Linked DNA regions of Homo sapiens: region 2 is linked to region 1. A link is a contact called in ENCODE Hi-C or POLR2A ChIA-PET data. All regions are on one chromosome and are shown on one strand. The core of a region is the stretch at or near the end of the contact, and the rest is flanking DNA. Distances in the headings are between cores, read along the strand shown.

Region 1 (6,522 bases), core at 54-2,553:
ACACACAAACAAAACACCCTGCTGAAGGTATCACCACCTTAACCCAAACCTGGTACCTCTGCCACCAAGGCCAGCCTGGGCAAAGATTAACCTGTGGTCTTCGGCCTTGGGTTCACTGACAGGGCCACCTTGGAGAGACAGCAGGCCAACTTTCTGTTTGTTTTAAAGGAAATGCTTCCTGGCACATGTTTAGGACTCTGAACTCTGCACATGAAGCCACGTGGTTGGTGTTAATCTGGCTCCATCCACTCACGATCGGCCAAAGCAACCTATTTCCGAGGGCAGCCCCTGGCTGGGTAATCGACACCATCTCGTTCAAGTCACGCGGGCTCCCGCCGGATTCCCCGGAGCCTAGTGCCGCGTCCTCTCCACACAGCAATCCTCCCGCGCGAGGGGAGCGGGGGGGAAAGGGGTTGGGGGGTTTCAGAGGGGAGGGACTTACACCTGTGAGGCCAATGGCTCTAGCGGGTCAGGTGAAGTTCGAGGGCGCGGGACAGGAGGAGACTCCCGCCCTTCCAGTCAAGCCGGCTTTGCACTAGCAGAGTGCGCCGGCGCCCTACTTGCGGTGCCCACCTGTAGCCACAGCAAACAAACTTTCCTCCCCTTCTGGGTTGGAAGAATCCGGTGCCTTACGCCACCCCCTGGCCCAAGCCGGCGGCGACCCGGAGCTCCGCGGACTCCTCACCTGATACCCCTAAAATCCCAACCTGGTCTGTCCCAGAGCGCAATCCCCGCACTGCCCGCGCACCCCGTTTGGGTATGCGGAGTGGAGGGTCTGGGTTGCCAGCTGGATATTAGGAATTGGGGGGCGGGAGGAGCGGGGGGACGCGATTCACTGCCCTTTGCAACTCCAGCTCCCAACTTTGCCAGCCGCGCAGTTGCTGCCTTCCAATTTCCTCTGCGCCGCGCAACCGGCTCCCTCGGCTTCTCCAACGCCGTCCTCGGGGAGGGAGCTCCCCAAGGCCAGCAGGAACCCCGCGCGCCCGGCGCACTTACAGCCATAGCGGGGTCTCTGCAGCGACGGCAGCTCTTCGTGTGGCATCCTGCGCGTCTCCGGGGGCCCGCCCGGGGCGCGCCCCCCGCGGCTACCCTCGCTGGCCAGGCTCGCGGGCTCTGCGCCCCGCCGGCGCGCTCGGATCCCGCCTCTCGCCGATTTCCCCTAGCCGCCCGAAGATCTGCGACCCACTCCCTCGGTGCTCTCTCGCCAGAGCCAGCCACGGCCGCCGCGCGCTGACACTGAAGTAAAAGTGAACTCTCCTCCCTCGCTCCCTGGCCGGTCGCCGCCGCCTCCCGCAGCAGGTTTCCTTTCTCCTCCAGCCAGGCCCCGTTATTCACCGCGGTGGGAGCGCGCGCCGAGACGCAGCGACCCCTACCGCGTGTCGGGCGCAGCGCCCAGGCCGCGTGGACCCGCCCCTTCTCCCCCGGGGGAGAGGGAAGGGGCCGAGAGGGACGCTGGGCCGGGACCCCCTGCAGCTGGGGCCCCCGCACAGCTGGTGGCCTGGGGGTGGCGGCCACCCCGCCTTATTTCTCGCTTCTGGAGAGTTTCGAGGGTGGAAGTGAACCAACGCGGAGAAGTGCAAGAAAAACCGCAGAAGTCACAGGGAGCCCTTCGTGTCCGGGGTGTTGCTCAGTTACTGAGGGACAAACAGCGCGGTTCCTTTTCCTCTGGGGAGATTTCACGTTGACTTTTGTTCTTCTTCTTCGTCTTTTTGGTTTTGTTTTTTTTTGTTTTTTTTTTTTTTTTGCTTCGAAAGTTGCTTCTGTCACTTTTTGTCTACAAAATAACAGGGTTCCCCTTATGACAAGAAACTGAGTGTGTGTGTGCTGGAGGAACAAGATAACCCAAGGCAACCACTCAAAACACAACTGCGAGTCATCCCCCTCCCTCCGATCACCTTGTGCCCGCCCCCGCCCCAGTGTGCAGAGCCTTCTCTCAAGCCCAGCTGGGGTCGCAAGCCACAGAAACCTTTTCCGGCTAAGCTTTTAAGGAAATTAAACTGCATGTGGCTGTTTTGAAATCGGGGTTTTCATGCGGTCGCCAGGAGCTATTTTTCTCTTTGTGTCTCAGCGTGATAAAATCTGGAGGGAATGCGGGACGCTTCCGTACCTGTGCCCTCACCTATTTGACAATTGTGGAATGTGTGGGTGACCCGATAACAGGAAAAACAAACTGAGGGAGGGCGATAAGAAATTATTTAGAGCCGGGCGCGGCGGCTCACGCCTGTAATCCCAGCACTTTGTGAAGCCGAGGCACAAGGATCCCTTGAGCCCAAGAGTTCCAGACCAGCCTGGGCAACATAGCGAGACCCCGTCTCTCCAAAAAATGAAAAAATAATATTAGCCGTATTAGCCGGGCGTGGTGGTTGCGCCTGCAGTCCCAAGCTACTCAGGAAGCTGAGGTGGGAGGATTGCTTGAGCCCGAGAGGACAAGGCTGCTGTGGGTTGTGATTGCACCAGTGCACTCCAGCCTGGGTGAGAGTGCAAGACCCTCGGAGGCGGTGGGGGGATGGAAATTATTTCGCTGAGGAAATGGTGGCATAGTGACACTAATCATTTTTTATTATGCAAGGATACAGAGGATGAGCAGCTGTTTTCCATTTCATATAGGAGACGCAGTCCTTCTCAAACTTGTTGAAACTCACATTCTTGGGCCCCACCCTCAGAATTTCCGACTCAATGGGTCTGGGCTGGTGCTCATGAATTTGCATTTCTAATTTCTAGCATACTGCCAGGTGATGCTGACACTGCAGAGCGTGCTTAGGGTGGCTCTGTGAGTGGTAGATGCTCACAGGGACGTAAACTGTACACAGGGAACTCTCAATTCAGACGGGATAGCAAAATATTTTTTTTTTTTCCCTGATGGCATTAGATTCTCACCTGTTTGGAATGGGATGAATGGAGTTTTCCTTTCTTAAAAAGCAGATGCCTCTCAGTCTAAGAACAATTCAGAGGCGAAATGGCCACATTTGAGGCTCGGCACCCTGTCAATTGATATTCACCCAAAGGAGAAATGTGGAAGGGGATTTTCGTGCATGTCAGGAGATGCTGAATTAAATGATGTCTAAAGTTCATTCCATTTCTGTTGTTGCATTTGTCAAGTGTTAACAATTAAGTATTTACACATAACAATTTTCGTATGAGTGTATGACTTAGAGCCCAAATAAATGAGTAGTCTATATATTTAGAGGTGGGTGAAAAAATCACTCTGAACTAAAATGGTCCAGGAAGGTGACAGGGTTTGAAAGTGTGGCTTGAAGTGGAAGTGTGGTAAAAGCTGGATGGAGAGCATCCAAGGGAAAGAAACAATGAGGTGGAGCACAAGGTTGGGTTGGAGCTGGATTGGTTGGACTGGATTGGAGCTATGAAGTTGTCATCAGGTTGTGGAGGGCCCTGAGTGTCTGGCTAAGAGGACCGGAGATTATCGTAGAAACATTCAAGAGATCTTAAAGGTTTTGAGTATGGAAGCTGCAGAATGCAAGGGAGTTTAGGGAAGGAGAATATTGGAGCAGGTCATAGGATAGGTTGGGATGGGACAACTTGGAGATGTTGACGCCCCGTGGAAGGTGTTTGGACAGAGATTGAAGAGAGAGGTAAGAAGAGCCTCAATGAGGCTGATATCAGTAAGGGAGATGAAGGGGGTGTTTTAATATACTCAAGTTGGTGCCATCAACATGTATAGATATTATACACACTAACAAGTAGATTAAGTAAAGTAAATATCTGTTAATCGTAGAAAGTGAAGGTTAAAGCGTAAATAGGTGATTGGGAGGGCAGTAGTTCTAAGTTCATGTTCTAGCTGGTCAGCTCTTTGAAGAATCTGAGGTGGCTTCAAGGCCCTGTCGTGGGTCATGTTTTTATGAAGAACTTAAAACACTAAGACGAAATTGGAAAGGCAAATGCTCTTGTTATTTTGCAAGTGCTAGCATTAATCATGGGCATTTTGGTCTGCACTCATTGGGTAATAACAATACTGTCTCACAGGCCACTTCACCTCAGCATCTCAGAAAAGAAATTTGTCTGCAGAATGCTGGACTATTTTCTCTTAGGATTTGATACTGGAGAATATTCAAATAGGTACAAGGCAATGCGTCAGCTTACTTTGCCATCTGATTGTGCTTGCAATAATATTAGAAACAAAAATGAAGGCCATCTAGTGAAAAAAAGTTTTCAAGAAAGCAAGGTTTTTTGTTTAATGTAAAACAAAAAACAACACTAATAAACTACTAGACATGCTGAAACAATTTTTAAGCAATATTATTTTAAAAAATTTTGTTTTTAAGGCCCATCTGTTTTCTTTTGACAAGTTGAAATAAAGGTGTTTGGGAAAATGCAATTTTTAAAATAACAGATTATATCAAGAGCATCGAAAGGGAAAAAAAGTATGTCTCAGGAAAAATCTTAGCACACTTTAATATTATATTTGCCTTTGAGATGACTTGGTTATTTTCCAATAATATCACATTATTGATCAATTTTACATGCATACCCAAAATAGTGACTGTCGCCAGAAATGAGGAATGAGGAAATCATAGGAAAGAAATTATTCAAGCCTTTTTCAAAGTACTGGGAGCACTTGGGCTATTAAAATTTTCTAACTTGCTCCCATTTCCAGAAAAAGAGAGATACTGAAAAGAAATAGAAAGTACGCTTTACTGCAAAGGAGATTCCTATGTCTAAAAAGAAAACTGTTACAGTTCAACTTCAAATTTACAAAAAAATTAAAAAGAATCAGAAATGAATGAAACAATCAGTGTTTGCATTTTTAGTAGGGATGGGGTTTCACCATGTTGGCCAGGCTGGTCTCGAACTCCTGACCTCAAGTAATCCACCTGTGTCTGTCTCCCAAAGTACTGGGATTACAGGCATGAGCCACCATGCCAGGCAGAATTTGAGCTTCTTGACAACTGGAACTTGGTCTAATTCATCATTGCTATGTGTCCAGGATGTGTAGCAATGCCTGGCATGTAGTAGCTGCTCAATTATTTTGTTGCAATCATGAATTTACTATGATAAATTATATGCACCAGTCACTATACTAGAAATAGTTGTTACTTTCATTCTGGTAACAACTCTGGGAAGAAGATAGAGATATCCTTATTTAACGGTAAAGCAACAGACTCATAGAGACTGGTAGTATATGGCAGAGCTGGGTTTATCTGAGTCCACACAGTTTCCCCAACAGAAACTGATAAATTGAACTACAGTTTTCAACATTTTTGCCTTTTACCAAATACATGTTGTCTTTTCCTAGGTGAACACTAAAGGACGTACTACAAATGACCCCAAGTTACCATCATCTATTTGCCAAAATAGACCCTGGGGTCCATTTTGTATCCAGGCAATAGTTCTGATTATAGTTTTATTGCTAATCCCTTGTAGTTCTTTATTGATCTTTATGCATGAATGAGACAAAATCTGAATGGTGCTTACTAAAGGGCTCTCTGCCATATACCTGTAAAGTTGTTCTGAATCAATGTTTTAAAATCATTTATGCTTTCCCATTGACCATACTCCAAGTATACTTTATTTTAATCTTGGATTGATCTATCTTTGGCAGTAGCTTATTGTCCTAGCTTTAATCTTCCCTGCCTGACTCATTCCCTTCTAGAAGATTCTGTATTAATTGATTGATGACAAACTTCTAAGTGACCTACAAGAGCTTGGATATTTTGAATAAAGCTTCACGATTTATCAGGGAATGAAAATGAAAGCACCCGTTAGGTGCCAAAAATGTTTAACAAGTGTGGGGAATCGGGAACTCTCATGCAGTGTTAAGGGGGACGTAACTTTGAGCAACCATTTCGAGGAATAAGTTGGTCAACTCTAGTTAAAGTAAAGATGTACATTTCATGAAACCTGGCAACTTCACATCTATTAAGGTGCTCTAGTGAAGCCCCCACATACAGGAGGACATGTACAAGGATGTTCACTCCAGAGAAAAACGAAACAACTTAAATGGCCTGTTGTGGCAGGATGGATGGGCAGATGTCGTGGTATAGAAAAATAAGAGAAGGTCAGGCATGGTGGCTCATGCCTGCAATCCCAGCACTTTGGGAGGCTGAGGCGGGTGGATCACTTGAGGTCAGGAGTTCAAGATCCTCCCTGACTAATATGGTGAAACCCCATCTCTACTAAAAATATAAAACTTAGCCGAGCATAGTGGCAGGCACCTGTAATTCCAGCTACTTGGGAGGCTGAGGCAGGAGGATCACTTGAACCTGGGAAGTGGAGGTTGCAGTGAGCCGAGGTCACACCACTGCACTCCAGCCTCAGTGACAGAGTGAGACTCCATCTCAAAAAAATTAAATAAAATAAAGATAGAGAATGATAAATACAATGTTATACCATATATGTACAATTATAAACACATGAAATAATAGCACATAATATATGTTGGGTTAGGTGCATATAGTAAAAGTATAAAAAACATGTACAGGAAGAACATACCAATTTCAGAATAGAAATAATCTCTGAGAAATTAGGGAAGAAAATGGAAGCCAAAGATGTAGACAAGGAACATCA
Region 2 (7,248 bases), core at 4,074-6,573, 3.9 Mb before region 1:
TAACCAACCACGATGCAAAGGAAGCTATTAACCAGACCTTAAATAGTAACTGCAAAGTCCTCAGAGCCAGAAGGCAGGTAAACCTCCAGATCTGGCCACATTCCTTTGAAAAAACTCTGAGTGGGGAAAGGGAATGAGCCTGTATAGACTGTTTCTTTTTAATTTTCTTTTTCTTTTCAAGATGGAGCCTCATTCTGTCGCCTAGGCTGGAGTGTAGTGGTGTTTTCTCGGCTTACTGCAACCTCCACCTCCTGGGTTCAAGTGATTCTTGTGCCTCAGCCTCCTGAGGAGCTGGGATTAAAGATGTGCCGCGACGCTCGGCTAATTTTTGTATTTTTAGTAGAGAAGAGGTTTCACCATATTGGCCAGGCTGGTCTCGAACTCCCAACCTCAGGTGATTTACCCACCTCGGCCTCCTAAAATGCTGGGATTATAGGCATGAGCCACTGTGCCCGGCCTCTTTTTTTTAATGGACAGATCCTGCCTCATGTTTGTTTGTATAAATAGAAAAGAATGGTACCAGCTCCATGCAGAAACAGATGGCAGCCCAGGGCTCACACCAGTCCTTCTGTCCTCCCATTGGTAGACAGAGGCCTCTCCTCCAGATCCTTTGTGGGTGTGCATGGGCACCCTTGGAAATTTGATCTGGAGCTGGAACTGGAACTGGAACTGGAGCTGGAACTGGAACTGGAACTGGAGCTGCAACTGAAGTCTGGGCTTTGGTTGGAGCCTTGGCCTTGGACTTTGGCCGGCAAAACCAGCCTTGGCCAGGTGGGTTCAAGCATGCTTCCTAAGCTTGGGGTGGATGATTCAGGCAAGTTGATTGAATTTTCAGCTGATGTCTTTTGGTATCTTGAGCTTGACCATGTAGGGGTGAAGGGCAAACTTCCCCTTTACCCTCTGAAGTTTCACTGAAAATCAACCGACAAGGCAGATTAAAAGGAAAAAAGGCATACAAATTTATTTGATCATAGTTTTACATGCCATGGGAGCCTTCAGAATGAAGATCCAAAGATACAGCAAAATTGTCCATTCTTATGCTTACATTCAACAGAGTATGGACAGCCATGTAGAAATGTGACTGGACAAAAAGTATATTGTTACCAGAGTGGGGTCCTCATCCAGTCCACAAGAGAGGGTTCTTGAACCTCACGCAAGAAAGAATTTGGGGCAAGTCCATAAAGTGAAATCAAATTTATTAGAGAAGTAAAGGAGGTAAAGAATGGCTACTCCATAGGCAGAGCTGCAGCATGGGCTGCTCAACTAATTATAGTTATTTCTTGATTATATGCTAAACAAGGGGTGGATTATTCATGAGTTTTCCGCGAAAGGGATGGGCAATTCCCAGAACTGAGGGTTCCTCCTCCTTTAGACCATATAGGGTAACTTCCTGATGTTTGTAAACTGTCCTGGTGCTGGTGGGAGTGTCTTTTAGCATGCTAATGAATTATAATTAGTGTATAATGAGCAGTGGGCACGACCAGAGCTCACTTTGGTCGCCATCTTGATTTTGATGGGTTTTGGCCGGCTCCTTTACTACATCCTATTTTACCAGCAAGGTCTTTGTGACCTGTATCTTGTGCTGACCCCCACCATCTCATCCTCGAAGAATGCCTTAACTTCCTGGGAATACAGCCCAGCAGGTCACAGCCTTATTTTACCCAGTCCCTATTCAAGATGGAGTCTCTCTGGTTCAAATGCCTCTGACACTATTAACCTGGTTTTGAAGATGAGGAAACTGAGGCTTGGAGGTCACCCAGCTACTTCTTGGTAGAGTTAGAATTTGCAACTTCCTGGCTTGAAAACTCAGGCTTTATCCTTTTCTGGTACCTTTCAATAGAGGCTACAAGTCCCCAGGTTATTTATTTATTTATCTATTGAGATAGAATTTTGCTCTTGTTGCCCAGGCTGGGGTGCAATGGCACCATCTAGGCTAACTGCAACCTCCGCCTCCTGGGTTCAAGTGATTCTCCTGCCTCAGCCTCCTGAGTAGCTGAAATTACAGGTGCCCACCACCCTGCCTGGCTAATTTTTGTATTTTTAGTAGAGACAGGGTTTCGCCATGTTGGCCAGGCTGGTCTTGAACTCCTAACCACAGGTGATCCACCCACCTTTGCCTCTGAAAATGCTGGGATGACAGGTGTGAGCCACCGTGCCTGGCCAAGTGCCCAGGTTATTAAGACTCTTTCTCCAGGTGGCAGACATCCACATTCTCAGAGTCCTCTCACATTGGCATGGAACTAGCAATGTAGGGGAGGGAAAAATGGCTTCCCTCTACCCTTCTAGGTTCTTTACTTGGATTGCAAATTAAATTGACATAACAGAGATTTTTTTTTTTTTTTTTGAGACGGTATCTTGCTCTGTCGCCCAGGCTGGAGTGCTGTGGCACAATCTCGGCTAACTGCAACTTCCGCCTCCTGGGTTCAAGCGATTCTCCTGCCTCAGCTTCTGAGTAACTGGGATTACAGGTGCGCACCACCTCGCCCGGCTACTTCTTTTGTATTTTTAGTAGAGATGGGGTTGCACCATGTTGGTCAGGCTGGTCTCAAACTCCTGACCTCGTGATCCGCCCACCTCGGCCTCCCAAAGTGCTGGGATTACAGGCATGAGCCACCACGCCTGGCCGACATAAGACAGATTAACAGAAGAAAAACCGTTTTAATTACCTGCATACGCAGCAGCACAGGAATCTCACAAAACATGAAGGGCCAGATGATTGAAGCTTATAGCATTCTGAGCTAGAAATAAATAAGGGCTTGGGGCTTCTGTGGGGACAGTGGGGAGGCACCACAGGTAGGATATAGGAGGGTTAGTGGAGGAAATGTATGGTAAATAATGTTGCCTTGTGGCTGCGCGCGGTGGCTCACACCTGTAATCCCAGCACTTTGGGAGGCCGAGGTGGGCGGATCACGAGGTCAGGAGTTCGAGACCAGCCTGACCAACATGGTGAAACCCCGTCTCTACTAAAAATACAAAAATTACCCGGGCGCGGTGGCGCGCGCCTGTAATCCCGGCTACTTCAGAGGCTGAGGCCGGAGAATCGCTTGAACCCGGGGGGCGGAGGTTGCAGTGAGCCGGGATCATGCCAATGCACTCCAGCCTGGGCGACTGAGCGAGACTCTGCCTCAAAAAAAAAAAAAAAAAAAAAAAAAAAAGTTGCCTTGTTATGTAAAGTCTCTCATGTAATAAAAGTTCTCTGAGCAGCTGCCTTCCTGACACAGATACTTTTACTATGTGGACTTCCTTTATAGATGTAAATTTGCTTTACAAAAGGACAGCTTTTCAGAGCTACTCCCGTGTCTGCAGTTTCTCAGAATAACCAGCTTGAAATGTGCCAAACAAGTGTATTTTGGGATAGCATATTTTGGTATTCTACAGTCATAATTTGGGGTGCTGTGGCCTGAGCCTCAGCAGCAAAAAGAGGACATGATTCAGGGTTCGGAGCGCTGGATTCTATTACCAGCTCTGCCCCCTAACCCAGTGGTCTCTTGTGAAAGGTCCTCGAGTTCCGAGTCGAGTCAATTTCCCTAAAAGGCAAAGAGGCATCGGAGTTCCAGCTGGCTTAAACATTTGTAGATTTCGCGCCTTCCCTTTTCGCCCCTCCTTCCTCTCCACCCGTCTCCCCACCCCGAGCTACTAGGGGGCCTGCCCATTTCCCCAGGCCAGGAGTAGGGCTGAAGTGAAGTGACCGCGGTCGTAGCCAACAGCGAAGCTCATTAGAAAGTCCTGGTGAGAGCCTCAGCTTCTGATGAGTCACAGATCGCCACGGAGCAGGTTGCTGCGCTTGACTGATTGGGTTTACCCTATTTTTGTTTTGAGTTAGAGCCAACTGTCCTCATTCCTTTTCGTGGCTCTGAGTAGGGCCTGCTCCATTATATCTCTTTCTCTAAACGCCTGCATCTGAGATGCTGGAAAATCCTGCGCAGCTCATAACCCAAGGCCTGGTTTCCATTCACCTTTCCTCTTCTACTCCTAAGCTGCCCAAGACACTCCTTTGCCAGAGCTCTGTCTGGAAACGAGTCCCTCTAAGGTCAAGCCTTGCGTCATGTGCCAGGGGATCAGACGAGTGGATTCCAGGCCCAGTTTTACTTCCTCAACTTTGCTGTGAGGCTTTGGGCAAGTTATTTAACCTCTCTGGGCTTCAGTTGCCTCACCGCTAAAATGGGTACGGTAATGCTTATTTGAAAGAGCAAAGGGATTGGCGCAAAAATCGCACTAACAGAAATATCTTCATTCCGGCAGGGCGCGGTGGCTCACGCCTGTAATCCCAGCACTTTGGGAGGCCGAGGCGGGCGGATCACCTGAGGTCAGGAGTTCGAGACCAGCCTGGCCAAGATGGTGAAACCCCGTCTCTACTAAAAATACAAAAAATTAGCCGGGCGTGGTGGCAGGCGCCTGTAATCCCAGCTACTCGGGAGGCAGAGGTTGCAGTGAGCCGAGATCGCGTCACTGCACTCCAGCCTGGGCGACAGAGTGAAGCTCCGTCTCAGAGAAAAAAAAGAAAAAAAAAAAAGAAATACCTTCATTCCTCTTGGGGAGGTGGCTGTGAGGACAGCAGATCTGAGTGGGAGAAAACCTAGAGACGGCCTCCCTGCCTTCTGTATGGAACAAGCAATTATTGGGCACCCTCTTTTTAGTGAGGAAGCAGGGACGGAAAATGAGTCCTTGGGCCAGCGCAGGAGGAGAGGCTGGAAAACATATCAATATTCAGGAAGGCACGGAAAGGGCTCTCAATGGATCTCTCACCAAGTGCCATCAGGGCAGAACAGTCAAGGGCCCAGGGATTCGAGGAAGCTTGGGAGGCGCGGAGAGCCCAAAAGTTGAAAGTTTTCTTGGCAGATGAGGGAAGGAAAGGGATTTCAGGAACAAGGATCTCGTGGGTGGGCTGTCCCAGTCGGCGCGCGGCAGAGCGCAGACCAGCACCCGGCGGTCTGGTCTGTGCAGGAAAGGCAGGAACCGCTTACTAAGGCTCCAACCTTTTAGAGGCAGCAACAAGCTCTTTCTCTGGATCCGAAGGCGGAGAGGCGCTGCGCTCTCATTTGGCGAGGGCCCGAGCGCGGCCAGACCGCGCACCAGACCCGGAGCGTGGGGCCCAAAGGCTGGCGGCCGACTCCGGAGCTCGGCGCCCCAACCGGGAAGTGATCGCAGCAGCCCACCCGCCTGACGCCAGCGGAAGTGCGAGCCCGGGTCGAGCCTGCTCCGCCGCCGGGCGCCCGGGAAGGGGCGGGCACGGGGCGGGGCTGGGGGCGGGCGAGGCGGGGCCGGCGGCGGGGCGGGGCTTGGCCGCAGTTGTTTTTACCCAGGCCTCGGCGCCTAGGCGCTTCGCCGAGGCTGATCTTCGTTCAAGTGTGAGCTGCGGCTGAGCCCAGCGCTCGAGGCGCGAGGCAGCCAGGAGGGCCCGTGCGGCGCGGGGAGCCAGCGAGCGCGCCTTCGGCATTGGCCGCCGCGATGTCAGCTCAGTGCTGTGCGGGCCAGGTGAGCGAGGCCGGGCGCAGCGCGGGGGTTGTCAGATCGGAGAACCGGGCCAGGAGTCCAGGCGTGGAGGACCTGCCTGGGTGCGCTCCCAGCTCCGCGGCCGAACGTAGGGCCCGGGTGGGTCGCTCGGGCTGGCCCCGCGGCGCTCAGCCGTCCGGGAAATCCTGTGCCCTGGGCGGGCGGGAAGGGGCAGGGGGAAGCCCGAGAGGCTACCCCGGGGTCTTCCCGTCCGGCCTCCGGGACTCCGCGTGGAGCGGGGCGTGCCGGGCTCGGGCGGAGGATCCCGACTGCTCCAGGGGCGTGTCGCCTCTTGCGCCGAGCACTGGTGAATAGCGCTGAGCTCCGTAGCCCTCTCCACTCTGCTTGTCGGATGAATCCAGGAAGAAAAGTGGGTTTAGGCACCGTCTCCTTTGCTATGCCCTGAATAAAACTCGGGTCAAACAACCCAGGCAGGTTGCGCTTGGCATCTCGTAGTCGAGCGTGGGCTCTGTACCTTTGAGAATGTCTCGAAGCCTGACTTCCAAACTACCGGGCGCAGGTCTGGGCGAAGGGAAAACTCAGCCCTGCTTCCTGAATTTCCCGACCCAACCCTGGCTCGGTACTAGCACGACTGCCTGGGTAGGGCTGGAACCTTCCTGCCTCTCTTTGCAAATAAACTTGTTCGAACCTGTTTTTTAACTCTCGCCTATTTAAACCTATGATGTCTTAAAACATTATGTCTCCTACCAGTTACTGCATCAGTGTAGAATTAGTACGTCTTAGCCCTGTAATGCTGGTTTCACTCCTTCCTGCAGAGTTAGAAAAAACGAAGTAGGTGAGTCTCTTGGATGTGGAGCTCTTTTCTCCCTTTACATGTGGATTATCAGCGTTTCGGTACAGAGTTTTAATGGAGTGTTTTCACGAACGAATCAGACTCTAGGGAGCATCCTGGTTCGGGGTGTTCTTGCTGACACTCAGCCTTTCCACAATCGAGGCCAGCTGTAAGTGATGGAGTGGTTAAACTGTGGGTTTCTGTAACCGGCGATTATACTGGCAGATAATCTGTCCTGTTTAGAGTGGCCACGTGGAGCTGTCTTGGTTTTTGAGGTCTAATACTGTGCTTGGCATACATTAAAGCTGGCCTTTTCAGAGTTGAGGAAATTGAGGCTTTTGACGACTGAGACGAAATGATTTTTTTTCCCTGTGTCAGGCAGAGAGAGAAAGAGAATGAGAATGGTCACCACCTTACCAGGTATTTGAGAACAAGGTGGACCAGGAAAGACTGTTTTCAGAAAGCTCTGCAAATCTTTTATTCCCGTTTTGAAATACTTTTTCTCCAATATGATGCGACACTTTTTATTACGTAGTAATGATACAGCTCTTTAGGGGCATCTGTCCTGGTCCCTTGAAGTCCCCTTGAGGCTCTTTCTGCCATTCCCAAGTTCCTAATTTAGAGCTCTGTAATTACCAGTATTCAAATGGGTTTTGTAAAAGAATTATTTTGCTGTTGATGTTTTAGCAGGTTTCTAAAGTCTCCCCTCTTAGGACTTTGGAAAGAACCAAATCAAAGTTAACCCCTGCTTTCCCAGGCCTGCTGGAGGCATCACTGTGGTGGGCCTCAGTGCTGTGTGATGGTGATCACACTGTGATTTCCTGTGGATGGGGCGGTAGGAAGTTAAAAGAAAAGCAAACAGGCTGGGCGCAGTGGCTCATGCCTGTAATCCCAGCACTTTGGGAGGCAGAGGCGGGCGGATCACCTGAGATCAGGAGTTGGAGACCAGCCTGACCAACGTG

What was found. Hi-C counts contacts between places; a loop is a spot of excess contacts on that map. ChIA-PET counts read pairs that join two places held with the same protein, here RNA polymerase II (POLR2A). Pooled maps may share reads with other maps.
Region 2: a pooled map shows a loop between it and region 1 (4-fold over the local background). The contact joins the promoter of SERINC5 here to the promoter of IQGAP2 in region 1. A Hi-C loop is called at or near these places in 1 of 168 maps with a recorded cell type or tissue (B cell) and 4 of 50 pooled maps. POLR2A ChIA-PET finds 5 or more read pairs at or near these places in 2 of 52 experiments (common myeloid progenitor, CD34-positive and naive thymus-derived CD4-positive, alpha-beta T cell).

What each region holds. Positions count from the first base shown.
Region 1 is chr5:76,398,066-76,404,587 of GRCh38, reverse strand. It overlaps IQGAP2 (IQ motif containing GTPase activating protein 2), which reads right to left and starts at 1,303. Exons shown (of 36, transcript NM_006633.5): 1 at 997-1,303. The coding sequence starts at 1,042. RefSeq lists silencers at 992-1,101, 1,272-1,621 and an enhancer at 838-1,338.
Region 2 is chr5:80,254,123-80,261,370 of GRCh38, reverse strand. It overlaps SERINC5 (serine incorporator 5), which reads left to right and starts at 5,323. Exons shown (of 12, transcript NM_001174072.3): 1 at 5,323-5,475. The coding sequence starts at 5,449. RefSeq lists silencers at 627-921, 5,011-5,450, 5,561-5,840 and enhancers at 2,358-3,289, 3,290-4,223, 4,224-5,157.